Regions from separate parts of the Homo sapiens genome. Here all the other regions are linked to region 3. A link is a contact called in ENCODE Hi-C or POLR2A ChIA-PET data. All regions are on one chromosome and are shown on one strand. Each heading gives the region's core, a stretch centred on a gene start or an enhancer-like site at or near the end of the contact. The rest is flanking DNA. Distances are from core to core; before and after follow the strand shown. Region 1 holds the start of FTH1 (ferritin heavy chain 1). Region 2 has its middle 4.4 kb from the start of AHNAK. Region 3 holds the start of PLAAT2 (phospholipase A and acyltransferase 2).

Region 1 (3,902 bases), core at 1,128-3,627, 1.6 Mb after region 3:
GAAATTGCAGTGAATTTATGCTTATTTGGGGAAACTGACATCTTTACAGAATGAAGATTGACCGACCATTTGGGAATATGGTACCTCTTCATTTATGCTAGGCTTTTTGAATTTTTTGTCCAGCAGTAAGCATTTATAGTTTTTTCTATATATTTCTTGTTAACTTTATTCCAAGGTACTTTAAGCTTTTGTTGTCAATGTAAGTGAAAAACATTTTTTTTTCCATTCTTTTTTCCCCATATTTTCTAACTGGTGGTTACTGTTATAAAGGAAAGCTTTGGATCCTATATATGGTGACTTTGCTATACTCTTATCCTAAGAGATTCCCAGTGTAAGGTTTCTAAAAACAAAGCTAATGAGGTGTCTCTATGCTGTCTCTAGGATCAAGTTTAACCTCTTTTTATGGAACACAACCCTGCCCGATCTTGCCCCTATTCTCCACCCTAACCAGCATCCCCCAACATAAACTGTACTTTCCAGGCCAACATTCTTTCTTTCTTTCTTTTTTTTTTTTTTTTTTGAGACGGAGTTTTGTTTTGTCTTCCAGGCTGGAGTGCAAAGGCGCGATCTCGGCTCACTGCAACCTCCGCCTCCCAGGTTCAAGCGATTCTCCTGCCTCAGCCTCCAGAATAGCTAGGATTACAGGCGCATGCCACCACGCCCGGCTAATTTTTGTATTTTCAGTAGAGAAGGGTTTAGCCATGTTAGTTAGCCAGGCTGATCTCCAACTCCGACCTCAAGTGATCCGCCCGCCTCGGCCTCCCAAAATGCTGGGATTACAGGCATGAGCCACCGCGCCCAGCCCCAGGCAACATATTTTCTTAAGGCAGCTTTAACAGGCCATGCATTTCCACATTTCCACACCTTTGCATATGCTGTTCACTCTGCTCCAAATTCCCTTCCCTGTTTCTCTCCCGCACTTCACCTTCCTTTTAACTTTTTCTTCAAACTCAGCTCACGTGTCTTGCTTAGGGAGGGCTTCCCCGACCTCCTCCTATCCCAGACTGGGTAAGGTACTCCTGGTCTAGCAGCATCCTTCTGTTTACCTTATTCTTGTAGCTCTAGCACCACTAAAACGTTTTTCCTGTAAATAACATAGGTGCATTTTTAAATGAAACCGTGAACAAGAAATCACCCTAATTCCGTCGGCAATTTATTTTAGTATTTCAGTAGAGTTGCTTTTTTAAACTAAGGTTTGGAAGTCTAGCTTCCAGCTGCAGGTTTGTGAGCATCCTGAAATTCAGTTCTTCCACCGATGCGTCAAAAGACGCGACAGAACAGTGGACCTCGAAGCCAGGACCTAGGTAAGGGCAGGGCCTAGCTCTAGCTCTGCCACCCATAAATTCACATCCACCCTGTGCCTGGGACTCAGCTTAGCCACACACACCGGCCCCACCCCTCCGGGGTCTCTTTCACCTGTCACCCGCCATTAACCCCGTCAGCTTCTCTCCAATGACACCCCAGGGTTGTCCTACAGGGCCACCGAAGCCTGAAGCTCCTGTGAGTGGGGCCGATAAGAGGCCATTTTGAAAAGTCCTCAGCATGGGCTTCGCCTTTAGATCCACGTCGTTTCTCCTTTCTAACCCGAGATGTGTCCCTTGGGTGCGAAGCGACACCAGCGATTCTCTCGGAGGCCCCGGTGGCTCACCCCCACGACTCCCCGGGGAGGCGGTCCCCATCCCTAGGGAAACCCGGCCCGCCCAGCCTTTGTTGCAGAAACCGCACACGGAGCCATATTTGCTTTCAGCCAAAGGCAGACGTGGTCGGAGGAGTCGGAAGGGCAGGGGCGGACCCGAAACCCGCCGTGCGCCCCACTTCTCCATCGCGCTCCTTCCTGGACTCTGAGGAAGAGAAAATGCGCTCGACCACCTAAGGACCGCGTCTCCACCTTCCACCTTCCCAATCATCTGCAGCTTCCCAATCTGCAGCAAGGTGTCACAAGGGCTTCTCCGCAGCTATGATTTCTAACACCATGCCCCGGGCCAGGAGCCTCAGGGTGCCCGTTCGGGAAAATGGGAGCCGAATCAGGATCACCCCATGCGCCCCCGCACCCTTCCCCCGCCGGTTCCAACGCCCGGGCGCCCCTAGACCGGGGGGGGGGTTCTGAGGTGGACTTCCTGCGCCTCCTCGCAGCTTCCCTCCAACTCCACTAAACGGGCACAGAGACGCCACCGCTGTCCCAGAGGCAGTCGGCTACCGGTCCCCGCTCCCGAGCTCCGCCAGAGCGCGCGAGGGCCTCCAGCGGCCGCCCCTCCCCCACAGCAGGGGCGGGGTCCCGCGCCCACCGGAAGGAGCGGGCTCGGGGCGGGCGGCGCTGATTGGCCGGGGCGGGCCTGACGCCGACGCGGCTATAAGAGACCACAAGCGACCCGCAGGGCCAGACGTTCTTCGCCGAGAGTCGTCGGGGTTTCCTGCTTCAACAGTGCTTGGACGGAACCCGGCGCTCGTTCCCCACCCCGGCCGGCCGCCCATAGCCAGCCCTCCGTCACCTCTTCACCGCACCCTCGGACTGCCCCAAGGCCCCCGCCGCCGCTCCAGCGCCGCGCAGCCACCGCCGCCGCCGCCGCCTCTCCTTAGTCGCCGCCATGACGACCGCGTCCACCTCGCAGGTGCGCCAGAACTACCACCAGGACTCAGAGGCCGCCATCAACCGCCAGATCAACCTGGAGCTCTACGCCTCCTACGTTTACCTGTCCATGGTGAGCGCGGGCGGGCCTAAGCGGTGGCGGGGGCCGGGCGCGGTTCCCGGGGCGCGCGCTGGGGCGGGCCGGGGGTGTGGCCACCCGCGGGCTCTCCCGCCTCCCTGCGCCCTTCTGGAAAATGGAGGCTGCTCGAGGTTTCCGAGGACTTCTCTGGCGCAGAAAGTCGGGGCAGCTGGTTCTTCTCGGCTGTACCCTGAGAATGCTCCCTCCTAGGCCAGGGCCGCCTCTGCACACCCTTCTTTTTTAAGGAGACCTTGGTGTCCTGAAATCCTGGGGTTGCAAGACTGCCAGCCTGTGTGATCAATCCTGCGGTTAGGAAGGTGGAGTTTTGCTTTCCCATCTTTTCCTCTGCCTCCGGCATTTGGCCCTAAATGCCAGCGTTTTTTGCTTAGGTATCCAGCTCCCGTCCGCCTGTGTGTGGCGGAGCTGCTGGGTAACGGTGTCGAATAGCAAACCTTGGGGGCTGGCGGGAGGTGGCTTATCTTGTGGGTAGATCCCTCTCGAGCAGCCGTATCCACCTCTCGGCTCTGCTTATCTCTAAGTCCCACTTGCTTTGAAGCATATCTCTAGGAATCGCCCCTTCTGCAGTCACCGAAGTGTCACCTGACCTTGCGCCTAGGGGACCTAATTTATCTTTTATGTATCTTACTGTAAGAGGTGTGGAGTTTGGCCTACTAATTGAACCCCCAGTTCTTGGATAAAGTCCACCGACAGTTACTGGGCAAGAAATTTTTCAGTGATCAGTGGAATCAGTTTTCCCAAATCTTGGTCTTAGGCAGTGTCGTGGGAGTCTTCCTTAGAATTGCCTTGTGATTGTCCAAACTATCCCAAGAATAAATGTGTTCCAAATGGATTTGAAAACAGGCCTGTATTTCTGTGACTGTCACTGCCTTTCACAAACACTTGACTACATCAAATGTCTAAAACTGAAAATCAAATTTTTGTGATATAACTATTATAAAAGTATGTTTACATCAACATACTGTCCACATTTGCCACCTTGCATGGGGGTTTTTAATTTGTGTGTGTGTGTGAGAGACAGAGTCTCGCTCTGTCGCCCAGGCTGGAGTGCAGTGGCGCGATCTCGGCTCACTGCAGCCTCCGCCTCCTGGGTTCAAGTGATTCTCTTACCTCAGGCTCCTGAGTAGCTGGAATTACAGGCGCACGCCACCACGCCCAGCTATTTTTTTTTATTTTTAG
Region 2 (3,515 bases), core at 623-3,122, 1.0 Mb after region 3:
CATGTCTCTTGTTCTCTAACCAGCTTTAACTTGGGTTCTGGTTGGGCTTGAAGATTTCATTAGGACTGAGTGTAATTGGAGAGTTTCTGTGTATCAAAGCTCTCTGATCTAAGAAATTCAGGAACTCCTTATTTGAAGCTTGAAGTTTAAATACAGGCTGGGATTTGAATTGAGCTGGGGAAGGATGATTTTACTTGGCTTTATATTTTCGGCTAGGGTTAAGGGTTTGGGGCTTGAGAATTGCTTAGGAAATAATGTTTGGATTCCAGAATCACCAGATAGATTTGCTTTTGGGGGGTGGGGTGGACAATGACAGATTAGGAAGTGACGGAAGTGAATGGAGAAGGGCCTGTTTGGCAGGGATGCTAATCCCTGGGCTGGTGTGTGTATGGGGTGGAGGCGGGGTCTGGGAGATCCCAGATGGTGCTAAGAAGGGTTAACAGTCATTTCTTTGCTGCTGCTGCTGCTTTTTTTTTTTTTTTTTTTGAGACAGAGTTTTGCTCTTCTTGCCCATGCTGGAGTGCAATGGCGCAATCTCGGCTCACTGTAACCTCCGCCTCTCAGGTTCAAGCAATTCTTCTGCCTCAGCCTCCCGAGTAGCTGGGATTACAGGCGTGCACCACCACGTCCGGCTAATTTTGTATTTTTTGTAGAGACGGGGTTTCACCAGGTTGGTCAGGCTGGTCTCGAGCTGCTGACCTCAAGTGATCCACCCGCCTTGGCCTCCCAAAGTGCTGGGATTACAGGCGTGAGCCACCAGGCACAGCCCATTTTTCTGCTTCTAAGAATATCATGCAAAAGAACCTTCATGGGGGGAAAAGTCTGCTTCTAAAGAGACTGCAAACAGACCACACACTTCATTTGCCTTCTGGGATCAGAAACTGAGATTACCCTTTGAGCAGTCAACCTCTTTTCTTCCTTGTAACATGCTGATTTCAGAAAAGGGGACTGTGGAGAGAAGGGAGGGGAAGGGGAATCCCCTGGCCAGGGGCCTGCCCACAGAGCTCCCCTTTGTGGTTACTATGGAAACAGGCATAATAGGAACAAAATAGAGGCAGGTTGCCTGGCAACAGAAGAGCCCAAGGTTCATTACAGACGCGCGCACACACACACAAACTGACATATACACACACACGCAAAACAGGTACATATCAGGGAACCTCCCCCACTCCCCAGGGAGGCAGTGTCACTTCTGGGGAAGCTGGGGTATCCCTGTGATGACAAGTCCTAGAGCTCATCCAGCTTTGGCAGTGCGTGTGGAGCACTGTGGTACCAGCTCCCTCTGAATGGTGGTGGAGCACTAGCGGCAGGGCTGACCTCCCTCTTATAAGAGGAAAGCCTTTACTTTATATCACAGAGGAGTCTAAACCTTCGAGAAGATGGAGGTTTTCTTTGCAAAGTAGGGACCGAAAGAACTCCTTAATACTCCTTATAAAACATGGTGTGTAAAAACAAACAAAAAACAGGCCAGGTGTGGTGGCTCACGCTTGTAATCCCAGCACTTTGGGAGGCTGAGGCAAGCGGATCATGAGGTCAGGAGTTCGAGACCAGCCTGGCTAGCATGGTGAAACTCCGTCTCTACTAAAAATACAAAAATTAGCCAGGCGTGGTGGCGCGTGCCTATAATCCCAGCTACTTGGGAGGCTGAGGCAGGAGAATCGTTTGAACCCAGGAGGCAGAGGTTGCAGTGAGCCAAGATGAGCCAAGATCGTGTCACTGCACTCCAGCCTGGGCGACAGAGCTAGACTCCATCTCAAAACAACCACCACCACCACCACCACAACAACAAAACAACAAAAACACCCAAAACATAGTGTGTCGGGGGGGTGCTGGCGGGGGAGTAGCTGTGTAAATTACCTGGTAGGAAAGATAACTCCAATTCTCTGGAGGCATAGGACCTCCAAGGAATTCAAAGGACAAGGTAAAGGGGTATCGGAGCCGTTTCCGCCTGGACTGAGCTTTTTGCTGGGATTCCATCTTGCCAAGGTCTCTATTGCTTCCACCACCACCACAGTTCCCCAACCCCATATTGGACACACAATAAATGTTTGGGTAGCTGCAAGAAAGACCCACAAGTAGAGGAATTGCTCCCTGGGGGCTGAGAGCCAGAGGAAGTTGTGACAGCCTGGGATGCAGGATGCTATCTATTGTAGAAAAGGCAAGGGCTTTGGAGCCAGTTATACCTGGAGTTCATTCATTCATTTGAAACATGCTCTTGAGTGATTGCTATGTGTCAGTCAGTGCTCTAGGCATGAGGGGCCAGGGTGCGGTGGCTCACACCTATAATCCCAGCACTTTGGGAGGCTGAGGTGGGAGGATTGCTCAAGCCCAGGAGTTCAAGACCAGCCTGGGCAACATAGTGAGACCCTATCTCTACCAAAAAAAAAAAAAAAAATTAGCTGAGCATGATGGTGTGTGTCTGTAGTCCCAGCTACTTGGGAGACTAAGGTGGGAGGATCACTTGAGCTTGAGAGGTTGAGGCTGCAGTGAGCCATGAATGCTCCACTGCACTCCATCCTGGGCGACAGAGTGAGACTGTCTCAAAAAAAAACAAGCAAAAAACCAAAACAAAACAAAAAATCAGTTAATCTAGGCACAAAGCATACAGCAGAGAAGAAAGAACCCTGTCCTCATGAGGCTTAAATGCTAGCGGAAGCTTTGACTCTTGCCTCTGTGAGTTGTGTGATTTTAGGTAAATCACGAACCCTTTCTGAGACCATTCCTCACTAAGTGCCTCCCTCCCAGGGTGTGCAAGGATTAAATGAGCTGACAGATGAAAGTAGCTCCTGACAAAGTGGCTCACACCTGTAATCCCAGCGCTTTGGGAGGCTGAAGTGGGCAGGGATCACCTGAGGTCAGGAGTTCGAGACCACCCTGGCCAACATGGTGAAACCCCATCTCTACTAAAAAATACAAAAATTAGCCAGGCATGGTGGCACACGACTGTAGTCCAGCTACTTGGGAGACTGAGGAAGGATAATCACTTGAACCCAGAGGTGGAGACTGCAGTGAGCCAAGATCACGCCACTGCAGTCCAGGCTTGGCAACAGAGCGAGACTCCCTCTCAAAAAACAAAACAAAACAAAACAAAACAAAACAAAAAAAAAACCAACGAAAGTAGCTGCTGCAGGATCAGACACAATCATATTAAGGTAGTTTTGGGAGGGGGTGTGGGGGAGGCTACACCAGCGGGCAGAAGGAGAAGAGTTGGCAGAAGTTTCTAAAAGTGTGCGTTTCTCCACTTAACACCACTGAAAACTTTTGAAAATATTCCCCTCCCTTGGGCTGAGGTGGCAGTCTTAGGAAACCCCAGCTCTGTTCCAGCCTGCAGGATCATTTTTTTTTTTTTTAGACAGAGTCTCGCTCTGTTGTCAGACTGGAGTGCAGTGGCACGATCTCAGCTTGCTGCAACCTCCACCTCCTGGGTTCAAGCGATTCTCCTGCCTCAGCCTCCCGAGTAGCTGGGACTACAGGCGCACACCACCATGCCCGGCTAATTTTTGTATTTTGAGTAG
Region 3 (3,775 bases), core at 475-2,974:
CAGCATGAACAGTAGGGAGACAGCAGAATTCTCATTCCACTGGCCCTTGATTTGCAGACTCTCCTTTCCTATAGCTCCTGGACATAATTTCCTGACACTCTGAACAGCTTGGATTCGGTGAAAAGCCACAAGCCCCAGCATGAGTACAGTGATGTTCCTCCCCAACTCCGCCCTGCATGGTCTGGTTGGTCATTGTGCCAACCCACCTGAGATCCTTTCAGCAGACAGCACGTGGAAGTCCTCCTGCCCCAGGAAACAGGGGTGTGATGTGGTTGCAAGGGGAGGGCAGGCATAGGAAGAACTGAGATTGCTGGACTGGAGGTCAGCCCCTAAAAAGATGATCAGCAAGCCTGAGTGGGACCGGCCCAGAGGTCTCTGGACAATGGGGCAGGAGATAATTAGCCAAGCCAACCCTACTGTCTCCCTCCAGAAGGAATACTTTGAAGATTGTCCCACTGCAACTCAGAGGAGAATGGAGTGGAGGTGCTGAGAGAGGCCGTCTCCATGGGAGCAAGACCACATGACCACGTGAGCTGAGGGAGTAGCTGGTCATGCAGAACTGCTGTGGCTCCCAAAGAGTTTTCCAGTTCTGGCTCCAGTCCATCTGCATCCCCACACTAAAGCTCTTTGTTTGTTTGTTTGTTTATAGCCTGAAGAGGGTAAGTTATTGGTCCTCGCCCCCATGCCCCACAGTGAGGATGCTCAGCTCCCCCCAGCCCCACCCACCCCTTCCTGTCCAGTTTGCTCAGGACCGGACAACTATATGTAGATGACAGAAGAGATACTTATTTGGAGCTTGGGTGAGATAAGCATGCAGGTGCCTCAAAGAAGCAACCTCTACACACCCAGTACTGGGTTTTGGTTTCCATTTGGTGTGGAATGAGTGTTTCTGAACTGTGGGTGAGAGGCAGAAAGGGGAGTGGTTTCTATACTGCTGTCCAAGCAGGCTCACTCTGTTTCCAGGGTAGAGGAATGTGCCTCCAATAATACGATTTTTCTAGGGCCATGGGGTTTGAGGTTGGTGGAAATGTTTGCCTGTCCCGGCAACCATCATTCCCAATTTGGAGGCATGAATCTCAGTCTCTCTGGGGCTCCTCTCTCCTTTTTGAAATTTTCCCCCATGGTCTCTGTCTCTATATCCTCCCTTGCCCCCACAACCACTGGATCTTGCTTGTTCCACCTGAAACTTGGTGATTGTCAGCTGTGCCCCTGACCACACTGCCACTAAGTCCTTCTCAATCTATATCCTGAGCTCTGATTCCTCTTCTGTCTGGCTGATTTTCATGCCGCCTTGCCTACTTGATATGTGCTCTGCCCCTGTTTGAAGACAGGGAAAATTTTACATGAACCTTGATCTATGTTCTGTTTTTTTTTTTTTTTTTTTTTTGACTGAGTCTCGCCCTGCCGCCCAGGCTAGAGTGCAGTGGCACGACCTCTGCTCGCTGCAAGGTCTGCCTACTGGGTTGACGCCATTTCCTGCCTCGGCCTCTGGAGTAGCTGGGACTACAGGTGCCCACCACCATGCCCAGCTAATTTTTTCTATTTTTTAGGAGAGACGGGGTTTCACCGTGTTAGTCAGGATGGTCTCGATCTCCTGACCTTGTGATCCTCCCGCCTCAGCCTCTCAAAGTGCTGGGATTACAGGTGTGAGCCACCGCACCCAGCCTATGTTCTGAAATAGTTGTATATGGGCTGGGTCACAGGGAAAGTGAAACTCAGAGCTAATTTAAGGCTGGACACAGAGTCAGCAACACACAAGACATCATCTTGAAGGAAGGATGGCTTTGGTAAGTCCCCAGAAACGGTTTTAAAGCTTTGATTTGAGGAACAACCACCCTATTAGTGATGATTATGTGTATTCTTGTTGGTCTACAGCTCTGGCATGGAGGGCACATGGGCACATGCTGAGTTCTGGGGGTCTGGCTCTCTCAGACACTGTGGGAAGGAACCACGGTGCTGGGTTATGACCCTGGAGGCTCCCCAGCCTCAGCTGCCGCATGGGGTCTGGTTCTACTGTGGCCAAAGTTTGCGTTTATGCTTTTCCAAGCCCTCCTCTGGCCAAACTACCAGTGGCTCTGCTAAGCCTCCTGAAGGCAGGAATGGTGGGCTCAGGGAGAGCAGCCCTTGGTTTACCCCACAGGCCGCCTCCTCTGTCACATCATCCTCAGTGGGAGGGATTAGCTGGGGAGGGAGGGTCCAGGGAAAGGGCTCCAGCTGTGTGGGTGGCAATGGGGGCTGTCAGAAAGGGCTCTGTCTCCCTCGCCTCCAGGCAGGGCCAGTCCCTCTACTTTCCCTCCTTCCCTCCAATTCCTTCTTAGTTTCCTTCTTCCTTTAGACCCAATAGCAGCCACATTTCCCAAGTGCTCAGGGGTCCAGACACCATGCTAAACACTTCTTTTATTTAATCCACACCAGGTAGTTAATAAGCAATCCTATGAAGTAGGCATAATTACTGCCAACTTCATGGATAGGAGGAATGATATACTGGTAAGTATAGAGAGGGGGCTGCCCAAAAGTCAGAGAGGGAATTCGAACTTAGGAGGCTCTGACTCTAAAGCTTCGACTTAAAAAAGAAAGAATGTATTTAATTCCAGGAGAAATACGTGAACACATTCACTTTGTCTGAAAAACCGAAACTCTAGCCTGGGCAACATAGTGAGATCCCATCCCTACAAAAAATATTAAAATTAGCCAAGGATAATGGTATGTGCTTATAGTCCTAGCTTCTTGGGAGGCTGAGGTGGGAGGATCACTTGAGCTGGGGAGGCTGAGGCTTCCTGCAGTGAGCTGTGATAGTGCCACTGCACTCCAGCCTGGGTGACAAAATGAGATCATGTCTCAAAAAAAGCCAAAAGCCAAAAACCAAAACTATTAGCATAAAAACTAATGTCCCCTTTGACCATCCTTCCCATCTGTACAGCCTTTCCCCTCTGTACAACCTGGTGCGTATTCTTCCAAATATTTTTCTGTTTTTGCATACATATATGGCTACCTTACAAGTATTGGTTTGTAGCTTTGGGGTTTGTTGTAGTTTTAAATTGCATTCCGTGAGGACAATTCAGTTAGGAAATGCTTGAATCTTTTCCTTTATTTACCAGCTTTTGGAATAATAGGGTGATTCTTTTCCATCCTCCAAAGATGCCTAGTGTTTTTAAAAAATATCCTTATGAACACGTGGGTTTTAACATATTTGATGTGTTTCAGTTTGTGTACAGTTATTTTTATTATTTTTTTTTGATGCTCAAATTGTCCCTTATTTGGTCAAGTTGACTCTTGACCCCTCTAGTCAAAGGCTTTACTTTTTTTTAAATTTCGAGGTTCTGGGGGGGAACATGTGGTATTTGGTTACATAAATTAGTTTTTAGTGGTGATGTCTGAGATTTTGGTGTACCTATCATCTCAGCAGTGTACTCGGTACCCAATGCGTAGTCTTTTTTTTTTTTTTTTTTTTTTTTTTTGTGATGGAGTCTCACTCTATCGCCCAGGCTGGAGTGCAGTGGCACGATCTCTGCTCACTGCAACCCCTGCCTCCCGGGTTCAAGCAATTCTCATGCCTCAGCCTCCCAAGTGGGTGGGATTACAGGCACCTGCCACTATACCCAGCTAATTTTAGTATTTTTAGTAGAGATGGGGGTTTCACCATGTTGGCCAGGCTGGTCTCAAACTTCTGACCTCAGGCAATCCACCCATCTCGGCCTCCTGAAATGCTGGGATTATAGGCGTGAGCCACCACACCCAGCCCCAGTGTGTAGTCGTTTATTCCTCACCCACTCCC

The links. A loop is a pair of places that touch in the nucleus more often than their neighbours do. ChIA-PET counts read pairs that join two places held with the same protein, here RNA polymerase II (POLR2A). Pooled maps may share reads with other maps.
Region 1: a map with no recorded cell type shows a loop between it and region 3 (8-fold over the local background). The contact joins the promoter of FTH1 here to the promoter of PLAAT2 in region 3. A Hi-C loop is called at or near these places in 3 of 37 single-sample maps with no recorded cell type and 6 of 50 pooled maps.
Region 2: a loop to region 3 is called in a pooled map, with 6 times the contacts of the local background. The contact joins the enhancer-like site here to the promoter of PLAAT2 in region 3. A Hi-C loop is called at or near these places in 6 of 37 single-sample maps with no recorded cell type and 10 of 50 pooled maps. POLR2A ChIA-PET finds 5 or more read pairs at or near these places in 1 of 52 experiments (GM12878).

Annotation. Positions count from the first base shown.
Region 1 is chr11:61,966,109-61,970,010 of GRCh38, reverse strand. It overlaps FTH1 (ferritin heavy chain 1), which reads left to right and starts at 2,377. Exons shown (of 4, transcript NM_002032.3): 1 at 2,377-2,699. The coding sequence starts at 2,586. It overlaps LOC399900 (a long non-coding RNA gene), which reads right to left and starts at 2,717. Exons shown (of 1, transcript NR_187560.1): 1 at 1,132-2,717. RefSeq lists enhancers at 1,271-1,320, 1,441-1,510 and silencers at 2,031-2,380, 2,651-2,850.
Region 2 is chr11:62,549,490-62,553,004 of GRCh38, reverse strand. No RefSeq gene overlaps it. Among named protein-coding and RNA genes, the nearest start is that of AHNAK, 4.4 kb to the right of the region's middle. RefSeq lists enhancers at 223-1,028, 1,029-1,834. Within about 2 kb of position 1,872, at least 29 of the 41 ENCODE cell types and tissues checked have a DNase peak (open chromatin) inside an H3K27ac peak, as active enhancers do.
Region 3 is chr11:63,561,328-63,565,102 of GRCh38, reverse strand. It overlaps PLAAT2 (phospholipase A and acyltransferase 2), which reads left to right and starts at 1,724. Exons shown (of 4, transcript NM_017878.2): 1 at 1,724-1,787. The coding sequence starts at 1,779. RefSeq lists a silencer at 688-767.